Regions from separate parts of the Homo sapiens genome. Here region 2 is linked to region 1. Evidence: chromatin loops called from intact Hi-C (ENCODE). Cell type or tissue: chondrocyte. All regions are shown on one strand. Each heading gives the region's core, and the rest is flanking DNA. Links, peaks and the distances in the headings are about the cores only.

The links. Hi-C counts contacts between places; a loop is a spot of excess contacts. Peaks named below come from ENCODE experiments on the same cell type or tissue, not always from the same donor. Only the 100,000 strongest peaks of a DNase experiment are listed, where the experiment ranks them.
Region 2: a loop joins it to region 1, with 1.9 times the contacts of the local background. A loop is called at or near these places in 3 of 110 quality-filtered maps.

What each region holds. Positions count from the first base shown.
Region 1 is chr9:95,491,622-95,496,995 of GRCh38, forward strand. The region is part of intron 2 of PTCH1 (patched 1); the gene reads right to left. Among named protein-coding and RNA genes, the nearest start is that of PTCH1, 15 kb to the right of the region's middle. RefSeq lists enhancers at 2,058-2,799, 2,726-2,815, 2,800-3,539, 2,876-2,925, 2,976-3,195 and 1 more. In chondrocyte, for the core only: no CTCF peak of the experiment used is centred there; no DNase peak of the experiment used is centred there.
Region 2 is chr9:95,348,228-95,353,601 of GRCh38, forward strand. No RefSeq gene overlaps it. Among named protein-coding and RNA genes, the nearest start is that of FANCC, 33 kb to the left of the region's middle. In chondrocyte, for the core only: no CTCF peak of the experiment used is centred there; DNase peaks (open chromatin) are centred at 1,236, 1,741, 2,146 and 3,013.

The sequences.
Region 1 (5,374 bases), core at 278-5,277:
TAACCCAGAGTCCAACTACCCTGCGAGCCTCATGGTTTCTGAGCACCAGCTGAGAACATGAGTACAGCAGGAGGTAGCCTAGGAGTGCCAAATTCCACAGAGCACACTAGACAGGTTGAGCATCCCTAATCTGAAGGTCTCAAATGCTCCAAAACCTTCCTGAGTGCCAATATGATGCTCCAAGTGGAAAATTCCACATCTGACCTCATGTAATCAGTCACAGTCAAAACAGGCTCACAACCATGAAGATGACATGTTACAACTGCACAAAAAGTTAACTATAGCAGACCTGGTAAAAATGTGTGATGGGCTTATTGAAAACTAACGCATCGTGCATTCACAACCAAACAGGAAATCATGTCAATTCATAAAATCAAAGAGAGACGTCTTAAGACAGAAACTATTGTTAATGAGGCCGGTGATGCTGGAGGAAACATTCTGAAAAGCCATCCAGCAGATGTCTCCTCGCCCCTACACAACCCACTCCCTGATCCTTCAACTGCTTCTGATGTTTCTTCTCACCTAAAAAAATAAAACATGGTGTACAGTAACCTCTCAGTGAAAACACAGCATTGCAGGTGGAGACCGGAAGCTGCTGTTGTTTAGCCACTGATGCAGGTATCTGGTGATGCTATTGTGCTGCTTGGGTACCCTGAACACATTATTTTTTTCACTGCATTAATGGAATGTCGTGGTTTTTTTACTGGTAAGTACGTAGGTGTGAATTAGTTTAAGAAAATGATTGCTTATCGGCAGCATATAAATTTTAAGTCAGGAAGGATGGGAATGCCACACAACCAGATTGTCCACATGGGTGGCTGAGATAGTGACATCTTTGCTTTCAGACAGTTCAATATACACCAACATTGTTTCAGGCACACAATTATCTTAAAATATCGTATAAAATTCCCTTCAGGCTAGATGCATAAAGTAGTTGAAACATAAACAAATTTCATGTTTAGAGTTGGGTCCCATCCTCAAGCTTTCTCATCATGCTTATGTGTGAATATCACCCCCCCTTAAAAAAATCCAAAATCCCATACACTTCTGGTCCCAAACATTTTGTATAAGGGATACTCAACCTGTATTACGCTCACAGCTAGAATTTTAGAATGCGTGAAATATGACAATAATCCGTATTTTTATTTAAAGTACAACCATGTTGCATCAAAGACTTTTCTCAGCCAGTGAGGAGATGCATTTTTTTCAGTAGGGCTCCCTGGGTCACAGTGGACAGGCCTCATTTTCCTTCTGGTCCCCAGAGAGTCCTGTCTTAGAGGGGGCAGATGAAGGCACACAGAGAACATGCAGCCCTAAGCCTCTTTACCTGCAAATTCTGCCATCTTATTCTCCAGAAATCCAAGGCTTAAGCCAATTCTTTGAAAGGCAAAAGAAGCATCACTTCTGCAAATAAGTTTTTGATCAAGCTCTGCTGATCCTCTCATCCCCAAATCAAGCCAGGCTTAACTTTCCAAAGTGAAGAAAGGCTAGCTAGCTCAGGTGGGATGCCAGCTGACCCAGAGGCCCATACTTCTAGGCCAATATGATTCCAATCCACTGTAGACAAGAGATGTTTCCCTCATCACGCTTCCCTGCTGTGCCCCTCCTCAGCACAGCCTTCTGCACAGAGCTTAAGAAACTTCTGTGTCATTCACACAAAAACCTTTTAGCAAAAGCTTATTGTGATCCACATAAAGATGATCTGAGGGACCAACCGAAGTTATTTTCCACAAAATTCAAGTCCTGCCCATGCACCTCCGTATGTGAGGGACGCAGAGGGGCACCAGGGGCATGGCACACCAAGTGTGCTGAATGAATAAATGAATGCGCAGTCTCAATACAGAGCCTTGGGAACAGGCAGTCATCTGTATAAGTTATTAATTCCCCCCAAAGCCTCAAAAAGTCAATCAGTCAAAACAAATGACCCTTTCAGCCTGAAAAGTACCCACTCAGAGTCCAATTAGGAAAATAGGGTCTGTGTATATGCAAGCGTTGCATTTGCATTTGATTAATCCCATGAATTATCTAACAGCCTCTAGAGAGATTTTCTTTTTCTTTTAGTTGCTCAGGTCCTCCTTTCAATGTTGCATTTACTTACTGTGAGGCCGAAAAAGTACAAATCTCTAAGCGGGTGTAACTGCAAAATTATTAGCACTGCCTCTTTTTTATAATCGAAAAACAAAAAAAAAAGAAAATTCAGTAATGTGAGCAATTGGCTGAAAATTCACGGGCTGTGAATTTTAGTCCTCTCCCACCCATCTCTTTTATTCAGGAGGAGCCAACCGCTGTCCAAGTTTCTGGGCCGTTTTTTTCCTTATGAGATTGTGCCCCTGCGTGTTGCCATGGGAAAAACGCTACAATCAGCCCAAAGAGAATGTGCCTTCATGAAGTGAGCCCAGTGAGAGGTCAACCACCAAAGCATAACGAGAAAAGGACACCCCCACCTGCCCACGGAACCGCACGGGACCGCACGGGGCATGTGGCAGGCTGGGCGCAGGTAGTGCGCAGGCGCTCGCGCGGGGTTCTGCAACGCGCATGCGCCGGAAGCAAGCTTCCCCGCCCCCACCAGCTGCTGGCAGTGCCATCTGTTATCAGCCTTGCCCAGGCTGCTCCCTCTGAATGGCTTTCCCTGACGCAGACCTGCTCGCCCTGTCAGATGCAATCAGGTCAGCCCGGCACTCTGCCCACGCTGGACCTGCTGCCTGTCGCAGCTCCCACCAGCTCCCAAGGAGCCACGAGTTCCCGAGACGACGCTGCATCTGCCAGGAGGCCCCTTCTTCATTGGTTACTTGCCACACTGGCAAATGAGGGCTGTGCACCGCGCCACCTGAGACAGGCCCAAGAACGTTGCTGACTTCCTGCAGAGCACAGGCGGAAATGTCTTCCATCCGGAACAGCGTACTTTCCAAGCTGGGAACTGTCCCAGGTTCTACCACAACCTCAGGTGCAACCAGGCCGCTCAAGCGCAACAGGCAGGCAGATGCACACCCAGGTCCCGTCGCTCTGCAGGAAGTGGGCGGGCCCAGAGGTGTGATGACGAGCGCGCGCTGGCTCAGAGGCCACACTCCAGCAGCAGCAGGCAGCAGAACCCAGGAACCAACACAGCGTGTTTTCATCAAGCTTAGTTGAAACCTCCTGAAGTCTTCATTAAAAAAATAGAAACAGAAAGAAACCCAACAACAACAACAAAACCCAAGTGCTTCCACGGCAGGCTCTCCATCACAGCACTCAAGGCATTGCATAACATTAACCCCAGTTTCCTTCTCTCAGCTTCTGTGGGGCTGACATCACCTCTCAGCTCTGAACAGTCTTCTTGCCATTATCCAGCCTGGGCCTCTCTTCATTGGCCTCCCACTTGAGCCGACATGGGGGAGAAGACAATGCGAGTCTCCACCTTCGCACGCAGGCTCCCTGGCCTCCGGTGAATACCACGCTGGCCTCATTTATCTCCTGCACTGTTCCTTCCCTCTGCATCTGTGCAGGGAGACTCACGTCACTGGGGGCCACTTTCATGATTTTGTTGCCATCAGGATTAGCTGGATTAGGGGCCAGTACATAAGGACCCCCTGGTGCCGTGAGGAAGTTTCATCACCGGGTCAGCATGGTGTGAACTATATTCTGTCAACACCACCACTTCTTATAGCCACCAACCAAAAAACGGAAGGGTGGAGGTGGGGGCGTGGCAGAGAAAATACCTCAAGTGCAAAATGTATAAACTCATCATAGCAATAAATTCCCGCATCATGCATTTCAAAGTATGTGAGCCATTCAAGACTATCCTTTCAAACAAGAAACCCATGTGATTCTTTTTTTTTTTTTAAATCTATAAAGAATTTGGTGGGTCTGACAGTGGAGGTAGGGGGAGTAAGTATAGGTAGGCGAGTAAGTATAGCTACCCAGAGGAAGAACAAAAAGCCCACAAAAGCTTTTTTTAGCCCCTTTCTAAAGCTAGTCAAGCAGTTTGGGAAGAGTTGCACTGCTGAAACCTTATATTTTGTTCAAGGCTAACACCTCCAGAACGGTTAGTTCCTCCTCTTCTAAAGGACCAATGCTATCCCATCCAGCAAGGATATCCCCCCATCTAATGTGAAATAAGACAATGTGGGCAGGAGAGTGGTGGAGGGAATGGTGTGGGGGGTAAAAGGATGGGTGGGAAGAAAAACAAAACAGAACTTTTAACTCCTTTTAAAACTTCAATGACTGAATTTTTTCCTCCCAGGGAATCATTTACCTACCTCCATCCCGGCCCCACTCATCTGGACCCTGCATGAAGTACACACACGATTTCTACAGAAAGTAATGGGATTTCTGCAAGTGTGTGTGAGTGTGTGTGTTTTATAGAGCAGTCCCTCTTGCACAGAACTGGGCTGTCCCATCAAAGCCGTATCTGTTATATTTCTGTCTTTCTCTTCTGTTTGGCGTATTCACCAACAAGAGAAAAGGAGGTAAGCTTTGGCGGCCCTGACCTGCAGCTGGAACACAATACTTTCGCACAGCCCTGCCGACCCCTGACATAAATTTTACACCGCAGCTGGCATTTACACACTCAGCATTACCATATGTATAGCTGCTCGGTGCTAATTATGCTAATCACCTGTCTAACTCGCTGCTGCGAAAAATGGTTGCATTTAGCAGTCCAGCGCCTCCCAATGCAGCTTACTGTGTGGCTGAAATGTACATTCAGACGGCCCTGAATGGCAAGATTTTTCCACGTTGCTGGCTACATTCAGGCCTCAGAAAAATTTATTCAAGTCAACTGGTTTCGGTCCGCAACAAAAAAGTTACGAGAAAAAAGTGAGTGTGTTCTTGCCCTAACATTCTGGATCTGCTTGCAAGCAAAATGATAAATCAATTGGTGTGGGAAACAAAAAGGGAGAGAGATTTCTTTTGGGAGCCATGTGAAACTGTAGCCTATTAAAAAAAAAAAAGAAAAAAAAAAGGGTCATCCTAGTCCCCAAATCTCTAGAAAGAGCAGTTAATAGATATTTAGCCCTAATCCCAATTCTCTCAAATTGCAAGCTTTGTTTGCAATTAAGCAAGGTATTAAACATGTGCAATTTTTTTTTCTGGATCATGTGTAGACCAAAATGATGGTATCATATTTATCATTTTTTACTTATTACAACAATGTGTAAATCTCATGAGGAAAATAAAGTAAGAAGAAAGAATTTCTTAGGCAGCTAGGAAAAATTCTTTTGTTATTTTCTCTTAGAAAGCCTCTATTTAAAAAGAGGCTGTGTGATGTTTGAGTCTATTTTGTGAAGGTTGCTGGTTTCCCAGTAAAGGAGCAGAGGAAATCAGGGAGTGGGGGTGGGAATGTGGAAGAATTCACAAAAGGAAAAAAAACAGCGGTGGGAGGAGAAAGAGGGAGTCA
Region 2 (5,374 bases), core at 71-5,070, 140 kb before region 1:
ACATGGAGATACCCCGTCTCTACTAAAAATACAAACAAAAATTAGCCGGCCATCGTGGGTGCTAGCCTGTAGTCCCAGCTACTCTGGAGGACTGCTTGAGCCCAGGAGGCAGAGGTGCAGGGAGCTGAGATCGTTGAGATTGTGCCACTGCACTGCAGCCTGGGTAATGGAATAAGACCCTGTCTTAAGGAAAAAAAAAAAAAACAACAAAAGAAACAAAACGAAAATTCTAAAAGTATCTGGGGATAATATCTTTTAGAGATAACCTTCAAAAATCAAAAAAGCAGGCCGAGCACGGTGGCTCACACCTGTACTCCCAGCGCTTTGGGAGGCCGAGGCGAGTGGATCAACTGAGGTCAGGAGTTCGAGACCAGCCTGGCCAACATGGTGAAACCCCATCTCTACTAAAAATACAAAAAATTAGCCTGGCGTGGTAGCGGACGCCTGTAATCCCAGCTACTCGGGAGGCTGAGGCAGGAGAATCGCTTGAACCTGGGAGATGGAGGTTGCAGTGAGCTGGGATCATGCCATTGCACTTCAGCCTGGGCGACAAGACTGAAACTCCGTTTCAAAGGAAAAAAAAAAAGCAATACAGGATGCAAGAAGTTAATAGATTTATATTTTAAAGTATTAAAGGAAAAAGAGCTTTGAACCTAGCATTTTACACCAGCCAAACTCTCAAAACTCGAGGGTGTGAAAAAATATCCCCAGGCTTACACGGCCACAAAAGGTTTTTCACACAAAGGCTAATACTGAAAGCTCTCTTAAAAAATTACTTAATTTTCCAAAAATATTTTTACATCATTTTAGATAATTTACAAAAAGCTACAAAAATCCTATCTACCAGGACACATGCGTAACGGCCTGTTTGCGCTCCCTGCGGTTACAGCCGACACACGCTCGCAGACGCACGCACGGACACCCCGCTTTCCACCAGCGCACGAAGACGGGACGCGCGCTCACAGCCCCAGGGCTCGGCCCTGCACCACGAGCTAACGCGCGGTCCCCAGGGAGGTGGCGCAGAAGGCATGGCGCCTCTGCCCACGGCGTCCCGGTCCTGGTAGTCCCTATAGAGACCTTCGTTGATGGCCCAGGTCTAAAAGGCTTTTTCCTCCGAGCCTGCGTTCCTCCAGCCTTCCCGCTGGGCCAGGGCTCACCATCCTTCCTCGCCGGCGAGCGTGGGCCTCCCTGGAGGCGGGGGTGGCCCTGCAGAGGCAGCCCCAGGTGCGCGCTGGAGAGGCCGGCCCGCCGCGCGGGAGACACTCTTTCCAAAGTGGAAGCGCTGCGTGGGCAGCAGCGCGGGCCGGGCCCTCGGATCCCAGTCTCTGTTGCTCCCGAGACCCCCGCCCCGCGCCGCATCCTCCGAGCTCAGCGCCCTCGGGCTGCGCTGGGCGCAGTGGCTCCCGGTCAGGGCGCAGTCGGCCTGGGCGCTAGAGCCCCTCTCAGCTCCCGGCCTAGGGCGGGGAAGCGCCAGCTCCCGCAGCCCCTGTGAAAGGTCCCCTGTGCCTCCTGCCTAGGTGCGCGCTGTGGCATCTCTGGCCAGAAGCACCTTTGGCGGCCTGTTGGGCCCCTCGCAGCCTCTGGCTGAGACTCTGCCGCCGGCGCTAACGGGCTGCGCCCGCGCTCCCGCTCTGTCCCCGCCCGGGTCCCGGGCTCCGCGTGCACACCACTCCTTGGCCTTTTCCACCAAAACTTCCTGATCTCCAGTTCGATGCTGTCGTCGCGGTTCCCGGAACTGCTGTCTTCAGACGGCGAGCCGGGGCTGGGAGCGGCCCTCACGGGGACGGACTCCCTCCGGAGGCGGAGGTGGTTCTCCTGACGCGAAAGGCAGGGGCGCGCCCCGGCTCCCAGCGCCCTGTTTTTGGAAAATACGATTTTGTAGGGTGTTCCTAAACTGCAGTCTTCTGTGTTTTGCATACACGTCTTAGATCAGCAAACATTTGGCTCTTATCATCACAGCCAGGTTCAAAGAGACTCTGAGAGGATGCTTTTTGGTTGATTGCTGGTGAAGAAGTCTGGTTGTGGCCGCCGTGGGAGCTCGAGGACCGAAGGCCACAGCTGCCCGCTCCGCGGATCGCTTAGATGCCCGAAAGTGTCCGTGGGGAAGCTCCCAGGACAGCACTTTCTATACAAAGGGTCCCTCCCCACCACGCTGGTCCTTGGAGTCCAGAGCATATCTTCTGAAAACTGCAGCCACAGCCGTCTGTTGGAAAAACGTTTGGAAGCACAAAGGCCAGCTAGCACACTGACCGCTCCCTGTTGCAGGTGAAATCCGCGGATGTCCGCGGTGGCTGCTCTGCAGCGCAGCCCCAGGCCTGGGTGGATTCATGTCCAATCTTGTTCAATCACTAGATGACTCTAACATCTAAATAAAGTTATTTTTTTTCTTTTCTTTTTTGAGATGAAGTCTCGCTCTGTTGCCCAGGCTGGAGTGCAATGGCGCGATCTCGGCTCACTGCAAGCTCCGCCTCCCAGGTCCAAGCGATTCTGCTGCCTCAGCCTCTGGAATAGCTGGGACTACAGGCTTGCGCCACCATGCCTCGCTAATTTTTGCATTTTTGTAGAGATGGGGTTTCACCATGTTGGCCAGGCTGGTCCTGAACTCCTGACCTCAGGTGATCCGCCCGCCTCGGCCTCCCAAAGTGTTGGGATTACAGGCGTGATCCACCGCGCCTGGCAATACACTTCTTTTTATATGGAGTTACTGTTCTTCATTTTAAGTCATGGTTCTAAAGGGTAATACAACGTGTCCATTTTAAATTTCCTTTTCTTGATTCGCGCACACCAATAGGCGCTGCTTAGAGCTTTGGTCCCCAAACACCTTGGGCACAGATGATGTGCAAAGCCCGGTGCTGGGGACAAGCCTTCCCCACACCTGCCCTCCAGAAACTGGGGCCCAGTCAGAGGTGTGCCCGAACAACAAGGCCAGCCCTTTGGACGGTTTCTGCAGGCCGCCTCCCGGGGCCGAACGCGCAGGACCCGCTCCTGCACGCGGCGTGGCTCAAGGCGGTGGCCTCAGGTCCTCGGTGTTGACGCCCTGCGATGCCTCCCTGGTAGTACCCTGTGCCTTCTGCTCTGAGGCCGCTGCGGTGCCCGTGGCTACTGTAGAGACGGAAGCAGTGTTACGTACTGACGGGTCATGACGTTTACACGGTAATTGTCCAGCAAACTTTCATCAGTCCCCCAAGATCCACAACTCAACCTCATGGCTTAGCTGCGATGCAGGGTTTACTCTGCAGCTGAATCTTGTTGGTATTCTAACATGCAAGTGAGTTGTCTACACATTGTGCACCCCTGGGTTTTGGTGGGAATTCACTTCTATACCAAGTTGCGGGCATGTGCCACCTTCCATCCACAGTCAACATCTGCTGGATCAGAAGCTGTGATGAGGATCACTGTTCCTGCCCACGCCCCTCTTTTGTGTTTGATATCTTCATTGTGGCATATTTGTGACTTAAGTGCTTCCAGGAAAAAAAATTCCATGTAATCCATACTTTAACTTCTATTTAAAAATTTTTTTTTTTTGAGACAGAGCCTCCCTCTGTCACCCAAGCTGGAGTGCAGTGGTGAGATCTTGGCTCACTGCAACCTCCACCTCCCAGGTTCAAATGATTCTCATGCCAAAAATGATTCTCGTGCCTAAGCCTCCCAAGTAGCTAGGATTACAGGCCCCTGCCACCACGCCCTGCTAATTTTTGTATTTTTAGTAGAGACGGGGTTTCACCATGTTGGCCAGGCTGGTCTTGAACTCCTGACCTCAAGTGATCTGCCAGCTTCGGCCTCCCAAAGTACTGGGATTACAGGCGTGAGCCACCGCTCCCGGCATAAAGTGTGCCTTTACAGGCTGGGTGCGGTAGCTCACCCCTGTAATCCCAGCACTTTGGGATGGGCGGATCACAAGGTCAGGAGATCGAGACCATCTTGGCTAACATGGTGAAACCCCGTCTCTACTAAAAATACAAAAAATTAGCCTGGCGTGGTGGCGGGCACCTGTAGTCCCAGCTACTAGGGAGGCTGAGGCAGGAGAATGGCGTGAACCCGGGAGGCGGAGATTGCAGTGAGCCCAGATCATGCCACTGCACTCCAGCCTGGGGAGCAGAGCTAGACTCCATCTCGAAAAAAAAAAAGAGTGCCTTTATATCAGCTTGTTATGTACATAAGAACTATTTTTAATACCAATAAACCAAGCACTACCCATGGTAAAAAAAAAAATTACTTAAAGAAGACAGTAAACATATTGAAAAAGATACTGCAAATGAGACAGGAAGTAACAATGATCAAATACTTTGTTTTTGTTTTGTTTGTTTGTTCTGAGATGGAGTCTTACTCTGTCGCCCAGGCTAGAGAGCAGTAGTGCGATCTCTCGTCACTGCAACCTCTGCCTCCAGGGTTCGGGCGATTCTCCTGCCCCAGCCTCCCAAGTAGCTGGGATTACAGGTGTGCGCCACCATGCCTGACTAATTTATTTTGAATTTTTAGTAGAGACAGGGTTTTGCCATGTTGGCCAGGCTGGCCTGGAACTCCTGACCTCAGATGGTCCACCCACCTCGGCCTCCCAAAGTGTTATTACAGGCATGAGCCACCATGCCCTGCCAATGATCAAATACTTTGATACAGGTTTTTGTTGCTTCAAGAAAAATATAGGACCAAAGAAAACACAACTAAATATCTGAATGATATTGACATAATGAGGACTGGGAATGTGGGAAGTAAGTTCAGCTTAGAAGACCAGTCTCTTTAGGGGAAGAAGCAGGTGTTATACACCTAAGAAATCATGAGGGGTGAATGAGTATAAGGACAACCATTGCATGAACAAAAATACCATCTAATTTCAACCAGCCAAGGAAATCTCAAAGTGTCCAATGGAAAGCAGGAAAAGAAAATGGTAATGGTTTCAAGGATATATAATAGAAAATCTCAGTGTACTGATTTCATTTTTATTTCTCTTTTATATTTCTAAAATAAGCCATATTACTTTTTAAGTTTTAAAGATTTCAAAGTAGTCGCATGCACATTGTTTAAAACAACAAATAATATAAGAATTACTATAAAAATAGCAGTCTTCTGCTCTACAGAGACAACAATATTCAACTCTTAGCTGGTCTGGTATTTACTATCATATCTGTAAATGCTATATTTATACTGTTGTTTCTCAATTTTTCCATTAAAGATATTATCTATTGACTTAAACATATCGATATACAAATATGCAAGCTCATTTTCTGTTGCTGTCTGTCTTACACACGCAGACCCACATACTCACTTCTTCCACACAAAACTACACATTTCCTCCCAATATAATTATATAATTATTTTAAATTAACCTCAGAGTTTACATTTCCCCTCCCTCCCTCCCTCCCTCCCTCCCTTCCTT